Linked DNA regions of Mus musculus: region 2 is linked to region 1. A link is a loop called in an ENCODE intact Hi-C map of the cell type or tissue named here. Cell type or tissue: heart. All regions are shown on one strand. Each heading gives the region's core, and the rest is flanking DNA. Links, peaks and the distances in the headings are about the cores only.

Region 1 (10,884 bases), core at 3,032-8,031:
CAGGAGCTGATGCAGAGGCCATGGAGGGAGATGTTCTTTACTGGCTTGCCTCTCCTGGCTTGCTCAGCCTGCTCTCTTATAGAACCCAAGACTACCAGCCCAGAGATGGTTCCACCCACAAGGGGCCTTTCCCCCTTGATCACTAATTGAGAAAATGCCTTAGAGTTGGATCTCATGGAGGCATTTCACCAACTGAAGCTCCTTTCTCTGTGATAACCCCAGCTGTGTCAAGTTGACACAAAACTAGCCAGTACACATACACACACATACATACACATGCACATATAAACTCACATACACACATACATGCACATATAAACACACATACACATGCATATACATACATACATACACACATACACGTACATACACATGCATACACATATAGACACACATACATGCACACATAAACACACATACATATATAAACACACATATAACACATACACATGCATACACATACATACACACACATGTATATACACACATAGCCAGAAATATCTCCAGAAATTGCCCATTGCCCCACATTGAGAAGTCCCCACTCCACATTACTTTGTGGCCAGCAGCCCTTGAATATCAAATAGATGAGAGACTTGGGACAGAGGAGGGAGAATATGGTTATTAACAAGATTTATGGCTAGTATGATGGTTAGTCTTCATTGCCAGTGTGGGTTTAAATAAAAATGTCCTCTGCAGGCTCATGTTCCTGAACATTTGGTCCCCCATGGGTGGTACTCTTTGGGGAGCTATAGTGTTGTGAGAGAACTATGTCATCAGAGCTGAGCTTTGAGAGTCTAAAGACTTGGGCCATTTCCAGGTTATTCTCTCTGCTCTGTACTTACAAATTCGAGCTCTGAGCTTTCTGTTCCTGCTGCTAATAATTCTCCATGACAAACTTTGCCCTCTGAAACTCTCAGGTCCCTGGAACTGTAACCCCTGCTCCCACCCCAAAATACCCTCTCTTCCTTAAATATTACCGTGGTCATGGTGGCTTTGCCATACTTTCTGTCTGGTTCTAGGCTACCCCACCATCAGGGACTCTCCCCCTGGAACTGTAAGCCAGAATAAACTCTATGTTTTTTAAGTTGCCTAGTCATGTGCTTTACCCCAGCAAGAAAAGAAATTAAGACAGGCAGTTTGGCTCTATGGTTCTCAACCTGTGGGTCTCGACCCCCACAGACGCCGTGTATCAGATGTCCTGCATATCAGGGGTTTGCATTAACGATTCATAACTATAGCAACGTTACAGTTATGAAGTAACAACAAAATAATTGTATGCTTGAGGGTCACCACAACAGGAGGAAATCTATTAAAGGGTCGCAGCATTAGAAAGACTGGGAACCACTGCCTTGACTGGATTTAGATTCCCCCATAAGACTGCCGTAGTGTACTTTTGAATGTGTCTGGGCAGGTGTTTCCAGAGAAAATTAATTGAGGAGGAAAGACACACCCTCAAGGCAGGTGAAGCCTTCCAGTGGGCAGGGAGCTGAAGAAAATACAAAGGAAAGGAGAGAGACTGCCAGCTGAGGCTCTGCACCCTCTTCCTCTTTGTTTCCATGTCAGCCATGATGTGAATAGCTCACCTCCCCCACAGGAACCACTGTTTAGACACACGGGACCGACCAACCAGTGACTGACCCTATGAATAAGTAATATTTCCCACCTTCAAGTTGTTCTCTTGAGTTATTATTGGTCACAGAGACACAAGAAGAGAAAGCAGACTGAGTTTAAGAGGGCTTCCTGCCTCTTGCAGAGAGGCTCCAAGTTTGGTACCCATGCCAGCTAGCTGGCAGCTACCTGAAGCCCCAGCTCCATTACCTCTAACCTCATAGGATAGCCAAAGTCATGTGACTTTGTGCATACCTCTCCACACACATAAAAGCACAAACAAATCTTTAAAAATAAATACATAAATAAAACCTTGAAGCTTGCCCTCTTTGGTCCCCACCCTCCTCTATGGTGTGGCCTCTTAAAGGCACTACAATCTTCCAAAACAGCACCGTCCACTGGGAAGTGTGCTCAAACGCAAGCCAAGTACCCTGCCCTGTTCCTTCATACTCCATTAGCACAAGCATCCAGTGGTCCAGTCAAGACAAGTGGGTGAAGGGAAGCATGGTTGTAGAACACACCTCACAGCTCTACCTCAAATGCCTCTCCATGACGAGACTTTCCTTGCCCACCCCTCTCTGGGCACAGGGCAGGTGGAAAGCACGGTTCAAGTCTGCTAAAGTCGTTGTCATTGTTAACGCTGAGTTCTGCACATATCTATAACAAGCAATACTTCTGATGTTCATCACCTGTAAATGAACAGACTCTGGGATGGGTCAATTTGACCCCCCTAATTAGCATCGTTGGCACCTTCTCTTGTCGCCCAAGCTGCTTGTGAGCAAAAGGACTGTGGATCTTAACAGCGTCATATATGCCAGCACTGGCCATCTTAAATGCCCTGCTGATGCCTTGAGACAACTACACAGTTCACAGGCGTGCTGAGGTCCTAGTGAAACAGTTTGTGCCAAACTTTCTGCAGTCACATAGTGAATTAGTTCCACTTTGGCTAACTACCCCTGGTGGAGTGACTACTATGGCCCCAGGGCAAGCCTGTGATTGGTCCAAAACATAAGCCTGGGGGAACGATTGACCCCAACAAATTGCTGTGATTGGTCCCAAACAGCCCTTCAGGATTATTTAAGCAGGCTGCTTTGCTCTCTCGGAGCTGGCTGTGGGGCAGTCTCCTGTGCTACGCAGGATTCCTACTGTTACAGTGTCAGATCCAATAAGGTCTTCTGCATGGTCTTGCTTCACTGACTTTAGTGTAGTCTGAGCTAAAATGAAGCCATGCAGCAGAAGGCAGCCTGTGTGTGACAGCTGAGCCAGCGAATGCCTGAGGCCAAGGCTTGATCAAAAAAGATCCTGGCAGGTAGGTGAACGCAACATCACTCAGGGTCACGTTCTACCCAAACACAGCCCAGCCCAGTGTTGTCCTCAAACCCAGTACTGCCAAGAGTGGGCTTCCAAACTGCCCAGTGTGAAGTCCGCAGTCCCAAGATCAGGGCCCCAGCTCAAAGTTCCTGTAACGACTGGTCAGCAGTTGAAGACGCCCAAGCATTCTCAAAGCAGTCCCAGTGGCTGGTGCTGGACCCACCACTGATCCACTTAAGAAGTGACATAGTGGTGGCTTTGGTATGCCATGCAACAGGCAAAGTAGCTGCCCACCTAGACCTCCAGCCCATTCTCCAGCAGCGCCCACAGGCCTGAGCTAATGTAGCTCTGCAAGCATGGCGCTACTGCCCAGGACCCGCTAAGAATCCAGGCTGGGAATCCCACGAGCCCACTAGGATTCTGCTCCTAGTGAGAAAGGATACCCACCCCTTAATGATCGCAGCCACCCCCAGGACCCATTCAGAAACTGCAGCTCCACTTCTCAAATGCTGCCCTAACGGAGGCAAGTATCCCCTCCCCAAGTTATCCTGGTGATAGGACTGACAACGGAAGGAACAGTTTCCAGTGGCTGAGCAGAAAGAAGCAGCAAAGTGGAAGTAGGGATGAAGCTGTCAAATGCATGCCCACACGAGAGGCGTACACGAGACTTATCGCTAGGGGGCGCCACCCGCCACTGCTTCCACCCACCCGCACTGATGTGAAGCCCACATTTCCAGAGACCAGCTTTAGAAGAGTTTCTTGCCTACCTTGGACTTCTATCCGGGTAGCGCAAAAGAACTCTCTGGCAGTGGCTGGGTGGCCGTTTGCTGGCCCCTCCACCGGCTCAGACGAAGGAATTGTACTTCAGGTGCTTCGGCTTTCCCATGAATTTTTTGAGGTCCTTATCTTGGGAATTTTGCCACAAAGACTTCCCATTCATTATAAAAATATTGTATGTCATGTTCGCTGGAGGATACCTAACATGAAGAAAACAAACCACCACACGGCTCACTAAACACACAGGAGGGCCACTGCGGTTTCTGATGGATCTGAATTCTATTACCTCAGGGAAGGTCTGTCCTGAATGACAGGCCCTCTGACCCAGGGTCACAAGGTGCCTCTAGGAAACGCCTCCATTGCTTGCTTTTCTCCCCACCCCCCCCCACCCCAACACACACACCCACCCCCAACCCCACCCCCGCTCATCCTAACCAGTTTTTTTCCAAGAGAAAATAACTGATCCAAGGATGGGCCCTGGTCAGGTCTGTAAGGTGAGCCAAGCTTAATTTCAGACCCCTCAAATCCAGGTTCCCCAACCCTGTCTCAGAAGAGTAAGCTGGACGTGAGGTAGCTGTTGGCTAGTCTGCTTGGGTGGACTACGTGCCAGAGGCCTTGGCACTTAGAGAAGGGAGTGATAAGCTCTCAAGGAGAAAGTTAACTACCACAGCCTCAGACCCAAAACAAAGGGTGACAAGATGAGTGTCACCACAGGAGGTGGCCTGTAGCTGGCTGCCATCAGGAATGTGTGTCTCAGAGGATGCAGAGGGGCGCATATGCTGTTCTTTCAAGTTATTTGCTTCTGCTGTCTGCCTAAGGTCCCTGTCTGTGCCTAAACCCTGTCTTTGCCCCCTTGAGGTTCCTGCTGTGCCAGGCATTAACCCATTGTTGACAGGATCGTGAGAGTGTCTAGGAAGACAGAGACAGTCTACTAGAGGAAGTCTAGTCAGCACAGGCAAACCAGCATACACTGACTGGATTCAGCCTCGCTCTCTCCCCACATCCACCCCCCCCCACTCTGCACCTTCTCATAGCCGTGCTTTGCCTTTTTTGCATCTAGAGTCTGTAGCCAGGTGTGATGTCGCACACCTTTAGACCCAGCATCCCAGAGGCAGAAGCAGGTAGATCTCTGAGTTGAAGGCCAGCCTGGTCTACAAAGTGAGTTCTGGGACGGCCAGAGCTACACAGAGAAACTCTGTTTCAGGGGGAGGGGGAGGGGAATAGATTAGTTTCCAGTCTTCTAACCAGAAGCTCTGCCATCTCCCCTCCAGTTTCCTCTTGGTATGAGGAAACCTGGCTAATCTGTGTGGCCTTGAGAAGTAAGTCAGGGACTCCAGAGTTTCAGAGTGCCTCAGAATTGTCAGATAGTGGCTGAAACCCATCACCTGGGAACTTTTATTGACCATGCTAGGAGATGCCAAGACATAACAGGAAGACATTCCTGTCTTCCCAACATCTGTGATCTGTAAAAAGCAACTGTGCTTCAAACTCCTTGAGTCATTTGTTTGCTTAAAAACAACAACAAAACCCACTTTTGGGGGGGTGGGGAGTTTGAGACAGGGTTTCTCTGTGTAGCCCTGGCTGTCCTGAAACTCACTCTGTAGACCAGGCTGTCCTCAAACTCTGAAACCCACCTGAATCTGCCTCCCAAGTGCTGGGATTAAAGGCGTGCGCCACCACTGCCTGGCAAAACCCACTTACATTAACTTGCATGTATGGGTGTTTCGCCAGCATGTACCGAATGCATGCAGTGCCCTGGGAGGCCAGAAGAGGGCACTGGATTCTCCTAAAACTGGAACGGAAAGTGGTTATGACCCACCTGTGCAGAACGGAACCTGAGCCATCTCTCCACCACCCAACTTCTCGAATTCTTAGCAGACAGATGCCAAGAGCCACTCACTTTGTCTGTCTCCGCCTTTTATATGTGACCAGTGTGAACACCACCAGCACCGTCACCAGGAGGACTGCTGCCATGGCAACGGTAGCAGAGATGATATTCTTCTGCAGGAAGCTCAGCAGCTGTCCGCACGGCAGACTCTCCCTGGAGGCACCTAGGTAGGAAGACACAAGAGCAGAAGCTAGAGGAGGCCTGAATCCATCCCTGACAGGTGACTAGCAACCAGGACAATCCGGTGGGCGGCCTTGCTCAGAGCAGAAGTATACATACTAGCACCTCAGCCACTGGCTTCAAAAGTCCAGCGGGGGAAGGGACAGGCCTTGCCGCCAGTGACAAGCTGAGATTCAGAGGGTGTGGGCTGACAAGCAGCAGCACGTTCATGAAGAAGAATGAACAAACCATAGGGTGCAGGAAGTAAGAAGACAGGAGGTGAGGTCCGTGGGGAGGCAGAGCGAGGAGGAGGAGGTGGAGAGGAGGCAGGAACGTCCGACTTCAAAGGCTTGGAGAATCACGGACAGTGTAGTTCAGTGGTAACCCAATTGTTTAACAGGCTGGAGACACCGGATTAAATCTCCGGCACCGGAAACTGGACAGCAAAGGGCAGAGTATTTGAATTACAGCTACTCACCTGGCAGTGGCCAAAATAACTCTCTATTGCCCCCTTCTTCCTGCCCCACAAGCTTTTAGAAATTCTACTGCAGATTCAGTCTGCCTTGTGTGTGTAAGCATGATTGGTCATCTTGACTGTGATCTTGATACAACGGAGACACACACAGGAGATTAGAATGAGTGCTCGTGTGTGTGTGTGTGTGTGTGTGTGTATGTGAGAGTGTTCCCATGGCTGACATGTGAGACAGTGACAGAAGGCAGAGATTCATCTTGAATTTGGGTGGCACTCTCCAAAAGGCTAAGAACCCACACAGAATAAAAATAGGAAAGGAGGGAGCCAGCCAATGAGGGGAGGCATTTTCCTCTACTTCCGGCCAGCATGTAGTCAGTGGCTGTTCTCCACCATGCTTTCTGCCTTATCAGAGCCTCAGATCAAGGGGACAGCTGACCATAGACTGGCACCTCTGAAATCCAGAGCCAAGATAAGCTCTTGAATTTGCTCCTCTCACATATTTGCCACAGTGATGAAAAACTGACCAAGATTGTGATTTGAAAGATTCCTGACTGTCATCCTGTGTAGATGGTGCCAGAGATGGCCTTGACTTCTGACAACCCTCTGGGGACTTTGAGAGATCACAAGGCTGGCTTTGGAATGCCAGCTGACATTTGTAGACTTGGGGAGTGGGGCGTCTCTGATTCCATTTATAATCTGGTCAGAGGAAGGGGAGGGTTTGAAGACTTGGGAGAAAAGATACGTTGAGAGGAAGGAGCGTCCGAGTGACGAATGCTGAAGAGATTGGGCAACACAGGCAGAGAGTGCTGCCCAAGGGCTGTCTTGGGTTAGGGGGTAAAACCGGAGCCCAAACCTTCCTCCCAGGTCCATGAGGAGTATCTCTGAGGGCTATGCTGCAAAAATTCAGCACTAGCAAGTTTAACATTACATTTTCTTTATTTTGTGTGTCTGTGTGTGTATGTAAGTGCGCCTACACTCGCTATGCACGAGTGTAGCCAATTTGTGGGAGTCCGTTCTCTTGTCCTGCCAGGAGGGTCTGGAGGATTGGACTACAGTTGCCAGGCTTGGTGGTTAATTCCTGAAAGTGAGGAAGGAATAACAGGGTAGACGGAGCGGCTGTATGGACAGGTATAGTGGGCACGGTACCAGCATGGGCTCAGCCTCTCCCCACTATCAACAAGTGCAGGCTCAGTCAACCCAACAAGAAGGAAGAAGCCAGACCCCTAGGAGATTAGATTAACCTAGGACAGCCTCAGGACCCAGCAGGGGCAGCGCCTCAGACAAGGATCCCACATTCTAAATGACCCTGGCTTTCTAGAAAAACAAAACAAAACAAAACAAAACAAAACAAAAAAAACATGAAAATCCTTTAGAAAAAAATGATCAACTTTTTGAAATATATTTAATTCATTATGTGTAGGCCCTATGACTTGTCTGTTTTCTGTTTTGCTTTTTAGACAGTGTCACTATGTAGCCCAGGCTGGCCTTAAACTCATGGTCCTCCTGCCGCAGCCTACAGGAATGTGACCCACACGAGCTGTCTGCACATTTCTGCAGGCGATTTAAAGGTACACTGACTCTATTCGGCTAAAATACCATGAAATAAAAAAGACATGTTCTGGAACCCTCCATACTTGAGACTTAGAGCATATTTTAAGGATGGTACCTCGGGTGCTTTTTTGGAGCGTTTCGTTGTCTTCAGCGGTCAATTGAGGGCTCACGTCCCTGTTGAATAGAGATGGCTCTTTATTCTCAGCACTATGAGCTACAGAAGACAAAAGAGAAGGCGAGATTGAATGCCACCCAAAGGTCCACATACTAAAGGCTCGGTCAGGGGGCTCTCTGACAAGGTACCAGAACCTATAGGGGGTGGGGCCTATGGAAGGTTTTAAGGCTATGCCCTAGAGGATTCTGGAATTCTACCACCTCCTCCTCCTCCTCCTCCTCCTCATCTTCCTCCTCCTTGTCTTCCTCCTCCTCATCTTCCTCCTCCTCCTCCTCCTTGTCTTCCTCCTCCTCATCTTCTTCCTCCTCCTGCTCCTCTTCTTCCTCCTCCTCCTCATCTTCCTCCTCCTCCTCCTTGTCTTCCTCCTCCTCATCTTCCTCCTCCTCCTCCTTCTCCTCCTCCTCCTTGTCTTCCTCCTCCTCCTCCTCTTCTTCCTCCTCTTCCTTTTCCTCCTCCTCCTCCTCTTCTTCCTCCTCCTCCTCATCTTCCTCCTCCTCCTCCTTGTCTTCCTCCTCCTCATCTTCCTCCTCCTCCTCCTTCTCCTCCTCCTCCTTGTCTTCCTCCTCCTCATCTTCTTCCTCCTCCTCCTCATCTTCTTCCTCCTCCTCCTTTTCCTCCTCCTCCTCCTCTTTTTCCTCCTCCTCCTCATCTTCCTCCTCCTCCTCCTTCTTGTCTTCCTCCTCCTTCTCCTCCTCCTCCTCCTTGCCTTCCTCCTCCTTGTCTTCCTCCTCCTCCTCTTCTTCCTCCTCCTCCTCTTCTTCCTCCTCCTCCTCCTCATCTTCTTCCTCCTCCTCCTCATCTTTCTCCTCCTCCTCATCTTTCTCCTCCTCCTCCTTCTTGTCTTCCTCCTCCTTCTCCTCCTCCTCCTCCTCCTTGCCTTCCTCCTCCTTGTCTTCCTCCTCCTCCTCCTTGCCTTCCTCCTCCTCATCTTCTTCCTCCTCGTCTTCCTCCTCCTCCTTCTTCCTCTCTCCCTCTGCCTCTCTCCCTTTCCTCTCCCTCTCCCTCTCCTTTCTCTCCTTGGACATGGAGAGTCAGATTTGATCTCTCACACACTCCTACCATGTTGCTCTACCTCTCCACAGGCCCCAGACATGGAAACATGGGCAGCCATAGGTTAGAATTTCTAAAGGTGTCAGTCAGCATCTTCTAAGCTGATCATGCCAGGTATTTTATTATAGGGATAGAAAGATAACAGTAACAGTTTTACTATGCTCATTGGCCAATTCTGTTTTTATAATAGAGAAGCTTGTGTGTTGTATGTGTGTGTGCACACATGCACGAACGTGCATGTATGCAAGTGTGTGTGCATGTGTGTCATGTGTGTTCATGGGTGGGTCACATGTGCACCCTTGGGTGTGTGCATGTCACAGCACATGTGTGGAAGCCAGAGGACAGTTTTCACCTTTTGTATTGTTTGAGACGGGGGTCTCTCTGTTGTCAGCCACTGTGTACCAGGTGAGCTGGCCCTGAAGCTTCCAGGGACCCTCCTGCCCTCACCTTCCATCTCACCCCTGCAGCACTGGCTCACACACGCACACGCACATACTCCCACATACAGCTTTCTGTGAGTTACGGAGATTCTAGCCTGGGTCCTTATATTGTGTGGCAAACACTTTTGCCCTATCCCTTAAGCTGCTTTTTCTAGAGTTCAAGGAAAGAGGAAAGGGGGGTTTGGAGGAGTTTTTGGGTATCCTAAAGCACATAAGTATTTTGGTTTTATTTATAAGCCAGAGCATTCACCCGCTCATGGCTGAGACAATGACTCTCATACGGAGGGCTTGTTGAACACCATTGCTGGGCTCCGCTTGAGAGTCTCTGACTCTATAGGTCTAAGCAGACTTGAGAGTGTGCATGGCTCACAGATAGTGCTGCTGCCTGTGGGGACACAGGGCATCTAGCCTGGGCTTGAGCCTCTCTGAGCTCTGGTTTCAGTCTCCATTTGTATAAAATATAGATGCTATGACTTGCCCTACAGGTTGCAGAATGTTTGTGCAATCCACAAAGACCTAAACAAAATGAGAAAATGAACCACACCGAGATATCTACTGGCAATCTCCAAACGACATAACGCCCTTAGGAGAAAGAGGCAGGTTTGGAAATGAGAAACCTTTGCATTCCGGCTCTGCCTCTGGCTATCCGTGACCCACGTGAGTAAGAGGGCTGGCAAAATCCCTGGGGGCATTTGGTCCAGGGAAATGGGAGGCCAAGAGCTGTCTTTGGCAGGCATGGGAAGACCCCAGAGACATTGTTATATGTGATCTGAGCTGTTCCATGGAACAATCTAGAAGCCATGGGCAGGAGCTCAGCCTGATCTTCATGGTCTGTGTGAATTGGAAAGGAAAACTAACAAGAACAAATGGGCAGGGTCAGAAAGTGACTTCCACACCCCCAGACAACCTCAAGCCAAGCTGTGGTTCCAGCGACAGGGAGATATACCTGAAACCTTGATAGGAAATGGTGGCAGGGGTTGGTGGGTAAGCTTCCTGAATCTTTGGGCAGGTTCACAAAGGAAACAAGACTAGTTGCTATGGAATGAAGGATATTAAGTGTGTGGTAAGAGATTCCCCAACGTTCTCATCATTTTTTTTTAAGATTTATTTATTTATATGTGAGTACGCTGTAACTGTCTTCAGACACACCAGAAGAGGACAACAGATCTCATTACAGATGGTTGTGAGCCACCATGTGGTTGCTGGGAATTGAACTCAGAACCTTCAGAAGAGCAGTCAGTGCTCTTAACCGCTGAGCTATTTCTCCAGCCCAGTTCTTGTCATCCTTAGAAAAGAAAGGGATCCATTCATTTTCCAAGTTGGCTTAAGATAAAGGTTCAACTTAATATGCCTGGCAATCAGTTGACTTTGAATGTGGCAACTCATTAAAGGGATCAGCAGACAGAGACCGAGTGTGACTGACTTCGTGTCACCCCTGAGGGCTGCATTGCCT
Region 2 (10,884 bases), core at 3,376-8,375, 60 kb after region 1:
GAAAGTTAATAATGCAACTGGAAATGACAATAGGCACCGTGGCCAGAAGTCTCTAATTTAGACAGAAAACGTCCTCCATTGCTCAGTGTTGCACACAGGTAAAGCCTGACAACTCACGGCAGAGCGTTCACTAGATTTCCAAACACTGGCTTCTTCGATTTATTCTCGTTGTGGAACATTCCTGAAACACTATGGCTGCATACAGTATCTATGCTTCCCTAATTGCGTCCCAGTGATGAAATCTTAAGTACCTTGCAGAGGCCTGACATAATAATATCAAATGACTTTTAGTAAATCCTGCCGCTTGGACCAAAAATATAGTTTATAGAGCTTGTGACTACAAAAGGTCAAGTTGAGGAAAACTACAAAGGACTAAATTCCTGGGTGTTGTCACCTACCCCTTGTAGGTTATTTTCAAAAGGGTCTGGTGGAACATTCCTTCAGAGGAACTAACCTGGTCTTCATGGCTGCCCTCAACCAAGAAAAAAAAATAGCCTATAATGAGGCACCAAATTTCTTGACTGTGAAGATGGGCTTACACTTTGCATAGTTTTCATTTTTACTTCCTTGTCTCCACTACAATCATCTGGATTAATTCCTAATTCAAGGCATCTTTCCTCCAATGAACCCATTATTGATTTGTGTCCACATTAAGAGGGAAAACCCCAGTCAGCCCCATCAGCCAGCTCCACCATCTTTCCTCCTTTAGAGAACACTCAGGAAAACCAAGACTAGATGTCTTTGTTAGGGTGAAGAGACACTGTGACCACGGCAACACTTATGAAGGAAAACATTTAATTGGGGCTGGTTTACAATTCAGAGGTTTAGCCCGTTATCATCATGGAGGGAAGCAGGGCAGCATCCAGGCAGACATGGTGCTGGAGGAGATGCTGAGAGTTCTACCTCAGGATCCACAGGCAGAAGGAAGTGAGAGACGCTGGGTCTGGCTTGGGCTTTTGAACCCTCAAAGCCCACCTGCAGAGACACACTTCTGCCAACAAGGCCATAGTTCTTAATCTCTGTCAAGTAATGCCACTCCCTAATGACGAAGCCTTCAAATATATGAGACCATGGAGGCCATTCTTAGTCAATGTGCATCAAAAGCACATTGTAAAAAAAAAATCATATAACACAAACAACACAAGCTGGCAATTTGGCATTTATTCTTTCTGTCCCCGACCCACACTAAGCCAGATTTTTCTCAGCCTCAGCACAATTAATATTTTGAGCCTGGAGATGATTTGAAGCAAGGAGGGGTTGAGGGTTCCCTTTGTGTACTGTGGGACTTGGAAACTCTCCCTCCTGGAAGTCTCCAGGGTGGCAACAGAAGTGTCCTGAGCACAAAGAAATGCACATACACGAGATGGATTTGCTTGTGAGATAAAAATATAAATGACTGAGGAGTTGCTTTTCTAATTGAACAGAATATTTTGTGGACGTTCCTCCAGGTCAACACATATATTATAATTGCTGCATAATATTCTTTATAGATGTGTTGGAATGACTCCAACTATCCCCCTGGTGGACTGGTGGATATAGAGATTTCTGAGGCTTTGTTTTTGAGGATTTTTTTTTTTAAGACTCTTCATGAGCTCAGTCAGGAGCACAATAGAGACATGTGGTTGAGCCATTGTGGTACAGGACTATCCTGGACACCGCGCTCATGCTAGGCTGCGATTCTGCCACTCAACTGCATCCCAGCCCTTTCTGGTTTAGACCAGTGGTTTTCAACCTGTGAGTCAGGACCCTTTTGGAGTTCGAATATCAGAAATTTATATTGTGATTCATAACAGCAGCAAAATCACAGTTATGAAGTAGCGACGAAATAATTTTATGCTGGGGGTGGGGGGTCACCACAAAATGAGGAAATGGATTAAAGGGTCACAGAAAGGTTGAGAACCACCATTTCAGACATTCTCACCCTGTACCTCAGGCTGGCCTTGAACTCTTAACCCTTCTTTCACTTCTGAGTGCCGGGAACACAGGAATGAATCTCCTCACCAGGCCAGATTTCCCATTTTTGTCTCCTAGGCTGTGGCAATGCATCCTGTAGCTGGGATCACAGGAGTGTGGGCATGAAACATTTTGACACTTTATGCTGAGTTGTTTGCTTAGAAATGTGTAGCAATTTCATCTCCATACTAGTAGGGTCTTCCCAGTTTGCCTCTAGCTGAGAGAACAGTGCAGAGCTGTTTCTGCTACAGACATTCAGCTACCTGAGTCCCAAGGCCTCGGGCAGCACATCTTTTCAGATTGTCTCGGTCTTTTGCCCTTTCTGTCAACTGCCACTCTGGCAAACTACCTTACACTAACCCTGTGTCTTAGTTCTTCTTTTTCTTATTATTTTATTTTTTATTAAGATGTATTAAAGAGTGGTGGCATTGTCCTTTAATCCCCAGACCCAGGAGGCAGATGCCAGCAAATCTTGGGTGAATTTAAGGTCATCCTGGTTTATGTAGTGAGTTCCCAGTGAGCTAGGGCTACACAGCGAGGCCTTGAATGGCGTTTTCTGCCCTGTGGTATTTCCACACATGTATATGGTGGGCACTAATCAAATCTAGCTTTCCTTTATGCCCCCTCCTCAGCCTTCCCAGCTTCTAGCATTTACTATCTGTTTTAGGGTTTTACTGCTATGAACAGACACCATGACCAAGACAACTCTTAATTGGGACTGGCTTACAGGTTCAGAGGTTCATTATCATCAAAGTGGGAGCATGGCAACGTGCAGGCAGCCGTGGTGTAGGAGGAGCTGATAGTTCTACATCTTGTTCCAAAGGCAAACAGACTGACTTCAAGACAGATAGGATGAGGGTCTTGAAGCCCACACCTACAGTGACACACCTACTCCAACAAGGCTACGCCTCTAAATATGTCCAGTTTCTGGGCCAAGCATATCAAACCTATTCTACAGTCCAGACGCCCTTGTTCAGCTTCCACATGAGAGAGGAAACTTGTGCTGGTCGCTCTGTGAGTCTCTTCTCTCACTTGACACAGTGTCTTCCATGTCTCCACATTTTTCTGCAGATGACAGAGTAATTGCCTAAAACACAGTGAATATACACTAGCAGTAAATGTTAGCCTAATGGTGTTCTATTCAGTGTGCTCATAGTTTCATCCTTTGACAAAAAGGAATTCTGGGGCCAGAAAAATGGCCAAGAGCAGAAGGAGTTTGATACTTGGAACCCCCAGGGAAGGAGAGAACTGGCTCCCACAAGTTGTCATCTGAGCTCCACACTCATGCTGTGGCACATGTGCACGTGTGTCCACAGACTATACACGGAATGAATGAATGAGTGAATGAACAAATGAAACTTAAAAGGGGAGGGGGAAATTCTAGACATGCAAAAACAAAACAAAACTGCTTGCTACCTTTGTGAACACGAAATTGAAGGGTCGACTTGGAGGGAGCTGGTCCATGAGGGGAGGTGGGGATGAAACGAACACTTCTTACTTCCTATTTTGACTGTTTTGAGTTTGTGTTTAACTCTGTGACTATGTTACTGTAATGGCTATTCCTGGTTGTCAACTTGACTATATCTGGAATGAGCTACAATCCAGAATTGGAGGGCTCACCTGTGATCCAGATCTTGAGGCTGGAAGATACAAGTTTCTGACTGGATCTTGGCATGGAGATCTTGAGGCACAATGGCTATGAAAATTTAGGCAAGGTACCACATGCCTTTAATCCCAGGAGACTGAGGCAAGGAGGTCTCCAAGTTCAAGATCAGCTTGGGACAAAACAAGTCCCAGATCCAGGCATGGTGGTACACACCTTTAAACTGGGCCATGCCTTCTGCTGGAGACCTACATAAGAACATTGGAAGAAAGAAGATTCTCTCTTCTTCACCTGCTTGGCATTTACTTGCCAGCACATCTGTTGGAGTCTACTTCTACAGAAGACCAGCTGAAACAACCAGCCTTGTGGGGCTGAACAACTAGATTCTTGGACTTCCCATTCACAGCTGACCAATGTTGGGGTAGTTGGACTGCAGCCTGTAAGTCACACAACAAATTCCCTTAATATATAGAGACATTCCATAAGTTCAGTGACTCTGGAGAGCCCTAACTAAGACAGTTACCTCTTCAGAGATTGTGATATTCTTACTTAGGGGAACTGTTTGTTTTTCTGATTCTTACTGAATATTAAAGCAATTATATTGAGTCTTCAGGACCAAAGCCAAGGCTGGTTCTTAAGTCAAATAAATATTTCTGCCTTAAAATCTATTTGGTATAGTGTGTATGTGTGTGTGTGTGTGTGTGTGTGTGTGTGTGTGTCTGTCTGTCTGTCTGTCTGTGGATCTGTGTCCTTAGTATGGTCAGAATCACCAAAGCTGAAATGGTAGGGTCAAAAGGCTCTTCAGTGGGCTGGAGAAATAGCTCAGCGGTTAAGAGCTCTGAGTGCTCTTCTAGAGGTCCTGAGTTCAATTTCCAGAAACCACACAGTGGCTCACAACCATCTGTAATGGGATCCAATGCTCACTTCTGGTGTGTCTGAAGATGACAGTGTATTCACATACATATAATAAATAAATCTAACAACAACAACAAAAAGCAGCTCTTCAGGTTTAGTTCTGCTGCTTATGATACAGCTCTGACCTCTGGTGGCCCCAGAGGCCCTGGACACCATTGGAACATGCATGCTGGGCAAGTTTTTAATTATAGCAGGGATGGGCTGGCGAGATGGCTCAGTGGGTAAGAGCACTGACTGCTCTTCTGAAGGTCCTGAGTTCAAATCCCAGCAACCACATGGTGGCTCACAACCACCCATAATGAGATCTGATGCTATCTTCTGGCGTGTGTGAAGACAGATACATTGTATTTATGTATAATAATAAATAAAGCGCCGGACAGTGGTGGCACACGCCTTTAATCCCAGCACTTGGGAGGCAGAGACAGGAGGATTTCTGAATTCGAGGCCAGCCTGGTCTACAGAGTGAATTCCAGGACAGCCAGGGCTACACAGAGAAACTCTGTCTCGAAAAACAAAACAAAAGTAAATAAATAAATCTTTGGGCTCTAAGCAAGCAGAGCCAACCAGAGCAAGTGGGGTTGACCTGAGTGAGCAGAGGTCCTAAAAATTCAATTCCCAACAACCACATGAAGGCTCACAACGATCTGTTCAGTTACATTGTACTCATATACATAGAATAAATAAATAAATCTTTTAAAAAAAATTATAATAGGGGTGAGGAGTAAACGTGCCTCGGGCCTGCTAGGCCTGACCCTAAGGAGCCTCTGGTGGTGTGAGGAGGAGAGCTGCTTGGAGCCAAAACCCTTTCACATCAGAGTGAAATGTTTTTATGCAGACACCACAAATCCAAAATGGGTCATGTGAAATTACTGCCAGCATGGAGCCTGGCTACCACTGGGCTCAGGGGGTTAGACTAAGATGCTTATTGAAAGCATCTATTATTTTATGGAATGGAGTCAAGCGTGACAGCTGGGCAGTCAAGTCAGCCCCTACCCCTTTTTCAGGTGCCTCACTGAAATTTCTGTGAGAGCCACTGGGCACCTGGGATTGTCACTGGTAAGGGTTGTGCCAGGGCAGTGAGAGGAGTTTGTGCGCCGCCCCCCCCATTTCTACCATTGAGCTCCACTGGCATTCAGAGGGACAGCCTAGACCCTGAGAAAACCTTTGATATCCAATGTGGAGGGAAGCACCCCTCCCCTCCCTCCAGCACAGAGAGCAGAGGGAACAGATCAGGGAGGTTCTGGGAGGACAATTGCGGAGTACTCAGCCAGTTTGGGCAGTCCCTGCTTCAGCCTAAACTTTAAGGCCTAAAGCTACCTGTTTTACTGTGTTAACAGAACAAATCACAGTCATGGGTGGTAGCTAACCTGCATAACCCAGCATTTAGGAGGCTGGGGAAGGGGCTGGAGAGATGGTTCAGGGAGTAAGAGCACTGACTGCTTTTCCAAAGGTCCTGAGTTCAAATCCCAGCAACCACATGGTGCCCTCACAACTACCTGTAATGAGCGCTGACGCCCTCTTCTGGGGTATATGAAGACTAATAAATAAATAAGGAGGCTGGGGAAGGAGACTTGCAGTGAGTTCAAGACTATGTAGTGAGTTCCAGATCAGCCTGGGCAGAGAGAGGGAGGAGAAAAAGAAAGGGATTAATTTTGACTCATAACTTAGTAGTCTCACACATACATGTGGTTACCCTGGAATAAAATCCAAGGAAGCAGATTCTAAGAGGAGAAAGAGTCAGCAGGCCTCCAGGGTATGAAGCAGTCCGGCTTAACAAACTACCGTTTCCACTCTTTCCAGAATCCCTTGGATGAATTCAAATGTCCTAAAGACACAAAACACGGGGAGTCCCTAAACAGAATGGAATCCCTTACGGGGAAAGACGGGCCAGTAGAAACAGCCCCAGGGTCAAGCTGGGCTCTCAGAAGCCTATACAGTAGCTCTGGGCCCAGCAGGTGGCCCTAGAGCCTGTTTCTTATCTGGAAACTGGTCAGGTTACCAGCACCCTCTAGCGGGCTGCAGACAGCTAACGCGCGGTTCCGTTTCTGGAAACAGTTTATCCACTGAGTTATCCTTTGTGTTCTCATTTGGTTGGGCTTGGCTCCGTGCCTTTCTATTAAACTTTCAAATGGTGCTCTTTAATAGAAACCCGCCCAAACATTTAAGATGGCCTGCGCTTTCCAAAGAACAGTAAGGAGTTCAGAGAGGACCGGGCTGATTCCTTGAGTAAACCCAGCTCTTCATAAGGCTGAGGCAGGAGAATCAGATATTTTAATTGGAGTTTGAGGTCAGCCTGTGGTACACAGTGACTACCTGTCTCAAAAACAATTAATGAAATTAAAAGTAAAAATGCTTGTTGCAACTGGAAGTCGGATGAATTGACTAGACCATTAAAAGAAAAGAGGAAGACTCCTCCAGCATACTAGGACAGCTGTGATCCTGCCCATACCATCCTGGTCACCAAAGAAGGGCTCCCTCCAGAGACAGAATTTGCTAAAATTCCAGAGTCGGGCTGGCAAAATTCAGCTCTACTGCCCTCTTGCCTGGAGAACAGGGCCAACAGATCATTAATTAGCTACAAGTAATGCCTAATTAAGTACTGGTTCCTCAAGTGTGTAGGGCACAGATTTTCATGGAAGACAGGTCTGGCTGAGGCTAAATCAAAATGACGCATATAAGTGGCCTCTCTCAATGTTAGTTATTGGGCCAGGGCTCAACCAGTGTTGGCTGTCAATCCGCAGGGTTGACATCCCTTAAGCTGCCTCTCCTTCACGCTTGCATACTCACACAGAAGAACGCCCAGAACAGGTTCTCAAAGCAGCTCGTGGCCAACATTCAACAGCGAAAGGCGTAGAGCTATGCACCACTAACTGCGGCGCCTCGACTTTGGAAAAGTCCCGTCGTTAGACCGCTGAACGTTAAACTGCGCATCCCGAGTTCAAATCTCCTTGCCTTCCCTTTGATCTTGGGCCACAAGCAAGCCCTCCGCATCCGCATCTGGAAAACCCAAGGCTGGCTGAAATTCAGAAGCTGAGTGGCGCGGGGTGATCCGGGCGCGCGCACGTGGAGGGGTTGCCACGCGACCCGAGGGCGCGTAGGGGGTTGCCACGTGACGGGGTGGGGAGGAGCACGTGAGAGGTCACAGCCTGCCCTAACGGTGAGTGCGCTAGGCCTGGCAGGCTCGGTTGGGCCCCCGAGAAGGTCCCTCCTCTCGACTGTCCCTGCTGACCTGGCCCCCCACCACCGTGGTCTCCTGCTCCAGCTTCTTGTGCCCCATCTTCTGAGGCTGCCTCGGAGGTTCCTTCCCGTGCCACGGCTTCCTGTGGCTGCTCTTCAGGTTCTTGAGTCCAGGGCTCCCATGAGTAGGCCTCCATCACAGCCCGCGGGGTAGGACCAAAAGCTGCCTTTTACCGGTAAGTTCCTCCGGGACCACAATTTCCTCACCCGTGAGTGATCCGGGCCTGGGAGGCCATGTTAGCGCGGTTGCCTGCATCCTTCTGTTTTCCTGCATCTGGCTCAGGGTTAGCCCTCACTGGTAGGCCAAGCCCCACCCACCCCTCCATGTTGTCAGGTCAGCCCACATGAACAGAATCCCACAGCCCTGTTCTGCCGAGCATGCTGTACGCCAAGGCCTGGCGTGATGGTTTCTTTTTGGGGTGGTGTGGCCTGTCCTGTTTTGTTTCTTAATGTTTCCCGGGGCATAAAAATGAGTTGTTGTCTTTCCGGAACCATCGGCTGTTCTCAGACCCGGCTTATGCTTAGTTTGATAGATGTAAGAGTTTTACAACGCTGGGGTCTGCTTAATTTTTCTTAGAGAATGACACTCCGATCTTCAAGTCTTTCAGCTTGTGAGCTGGGGCCTCCCTGCCACTGCCCTCGCTAGCATCCCTAGCCAATAAATATTTGTTTAAAAGAAGACATAGAGCATGCTCCTGGGAGCAAAGCATATTGCTGCAGCAGTATTAGGGAACTCGAGGCAGCTATAATTTTCCACGTTCATCATGACTGTTTGGACATTGATGCTCAAAGCGCTTTGGAGTTTCTATATTTAGTATAGAAAATAGTATATTCTTATTTTCCAAGGATCTGTTCTTATTTTCGTTTCCATAAAGCCAAGAAAAAAGAAAGATAGAAAGGTGGGAGGTCACGTGTTGAAAGCACACCATGAGACCGAGATGGAGAGTGGAGAGAGTCTTGGCTATGTGTGATTTGGGAAAAGCACTAACTCGGGAGAGCATGGTGGCCCTCCTGCTGGCCATGTTGGCCCTCCTGCTGGCCATGGTGCACACTAACCAGGGGACCTGAGGCCTCTCTGTTAGACCTTCATCTCCTGTGTTCTAGCCTGGACACCTAACAACTCCTCTTTCTGATTCTAAGATGTGTGTTTATTCACATGGAGACAGCGCTGAACTTGGGTCCCATAATTGCCTTCCCTTTGTCATCTTGTCTTAGCAGCTTGAAAGTCACCGGTGTCCTTGAAATCATTAGCATCTCTGTCAGCTGCGTTGTTGATTGAGTGATTTTAGGTTTCTGATTTGGAGACTCAGGGAGAAAGAGTGAGCTGCTATCAGACTGGATTCCAAGATCCTTGGACTGACTTCTTTGGAAATGTTTATGTAGTCAAGAAATGTGAGCCAAAGGATAGGTTCTGAAAATAGGCATGTATAATGTGTGTGTGTGTACATGTTCTTTTGTGGATAGAGAAATGCCTTGGAGTGAAAGGTATTTAAAGCAGCCAAACTTAGCTGCCCAGCAAGCAGCAGTCCCAGTCCTTGGGTCTCAGACTTCTGCTGCTGCAGCTACTTTATGAGTTATTAGTACTCGGAGCTCACCTGGACATGATCTTTCCCTCCCATGCCACCGTGTGTGTGTGTGTGTGTGTGTGTGTGTGTGTGTGTGTGTGTGTGTGTGTGAGTGTGTGAGAGAGGGGGGGGGGCGGTGTCAGGGGTTATGTACATATACTGGCAGGTACCCACAGAGGCCAGAAGAGGGTAGCAGGCCCCTTGAACCCAGAATTGTAAGCAGTCAGTTATGAGCTGTCTGATGCGGATGATAGGAATGGAACACAGGTCCTCTGAGGAGCGCTGGAGCTCTTTACTACTGCGCCATTGCTCCAGCCCTGTTTCTTTTGTTTCTAAGTGAGCGTGCCAGATGAGCTTTGGGGATTTGGCCTACTTACTACTGTATTGTAAGCTGGCTTAACGATTGTGCTCCCAGTGAGGTTCACTAATGAAGCTGCAGGATATCAGAGGTACCAGTCAGCAGCACGGGTTGTCTGTGGCCGGTGGTATGTTTAAACAGATGGGCATGGACCAAGCCTAAGGCTAAGGGTCATCACCCTGGTCTCTGTCTTGAGAGAAAACACACACTAGACCCCAGAAGGCCTTGTGTTCTGTGGATTTGACTCCTGCTGGGACCACTCATGGATGACTTTTTAGCTTCTTCTAAAATTAGATTCTTTTAGCATGTAAATCATAGCTAACATGGCCATGGTGTGTACGGACGTCGCCCTTCCCACCTCTGGGATCTCCCTGGCTCTCAGATGAAGTCACAACTACTGTCACCCCCACACCAGGTGGCTGGTTTTGCTTTTTCATCTCTTTATGCTTTGTTTTGTTTGAACAGGGTCTTTTTTATGTAGCCCCTGCTGTCCTAGAACTCGATGTGTAGATATGTAGACCAGGCTGGCCTCAAACTCACAAAGATCCATCTGCCTCCCCCCCCCCCCCCCCCGTACTGGGTTGAGGCATGTGGCATCAGGGCCAGCTTTGCTTTTTTATCTTTGAGAATGACTTTGGGGTGTCATTTTAATTTTCTTTTGCTTTTCAGTTACCTATTTTGCATGTGTATGTATATTTGTGGGCATAGAAATGTATATGTAGAGGTCATGTATATTGTACCATAGTGTGTCTGTGGAGGTCAGAGAACAAAGTCTGGGAGCCAGTTCTCTCCTTCCAAGGGTAGGTTTCCTCCGATCCAGCTGAGCTCAAGCTCCGCAGCAAGCATGCTCTCTTCCTGAGCCCTGCCAGCCCTGGGTATGTTTTACTTGTAGATATTATTTGATCTTCTGTTTTTGAGTTTGATTTCTTCAAAGTACTAAAAGTTATTTTTAAAAAATAAACAAAACTAGTTTTCAAGCACAGCAATGAAAATCTTTCCCGGCAAGGATCGTCAGTGGATGCTGAAACTGGGGAAAGAAAGTATGGCAGGAAATGGGATGTTTATATTGCCTTGGGGCATCTTCCTGGAAGAACTGATAGTTATAAGAAAACTGTGGAGCGGCAGCACAGAGCATCCTGGTCCACTTTGGCCAGTGACTGAAGTTAGTAACAGCTGTACCAGGACAAATGGGCACTGTGTATGTGCCTTCCGACAAGGTGCTCAGAGGGCTGCTCAGAGCATACAGCCTGGGT

What was found. Peaks named below come from ENCODE experiments on the same cell type or tissue, not always from the same donor. Only the 100,000 strongest peaks of a DNase experiment are listed, where the experiment ranks them.
Region 2: it touches region 1 in a loop (5-fold over the local background); 6 of 42 quality-filtered maps call a loop at or near these places.

What each region holds. Positions count from the first base shown.
Region 1 is chr1:36,739,374-36,750,257 of GRCm38, reverse strand. It overlaps 4933424G06Rik (RIKEN cDNA 4933424G06 gene), which reads right to left. Exons shown (of 9, transcript NM_001374322.1): 6 at 7,882-7,980; 7 at 5,597-5,747; 8 at 3,687-3,896. The coding sequence ends at 3,764. Gm33533 (a long non-coding RNA gene) reads left to right here and starts at 5,466. Exons shown (of 7, transcript XR_865346.3): 1 at 5,466-5,804; 2 at 9,917-10,884. In heart, for the core only: CTCF peaks have their summits at 3,603 (motif pointing right) and 5,459 (motif pointing right); no DNase peak of the experiment used is centred there; H3K4me3 peaks cover 467 bases; H3K27me3 peaks cover 1,494 bases.
Region 2 is chr1:36,679,868-36,690,751 of GRCm38, reverse strand. Fam178b (family with sequence similarity 178, member B) reads left to right here and starts at 7,605. Exons shown (of 16, transcript NM_001372417.1): 1 at 7,605-7,884. In heart, for the core only: a CTCF peak has its summit at 6,454; a DNase peak (open chromatin) is centred at 6,481.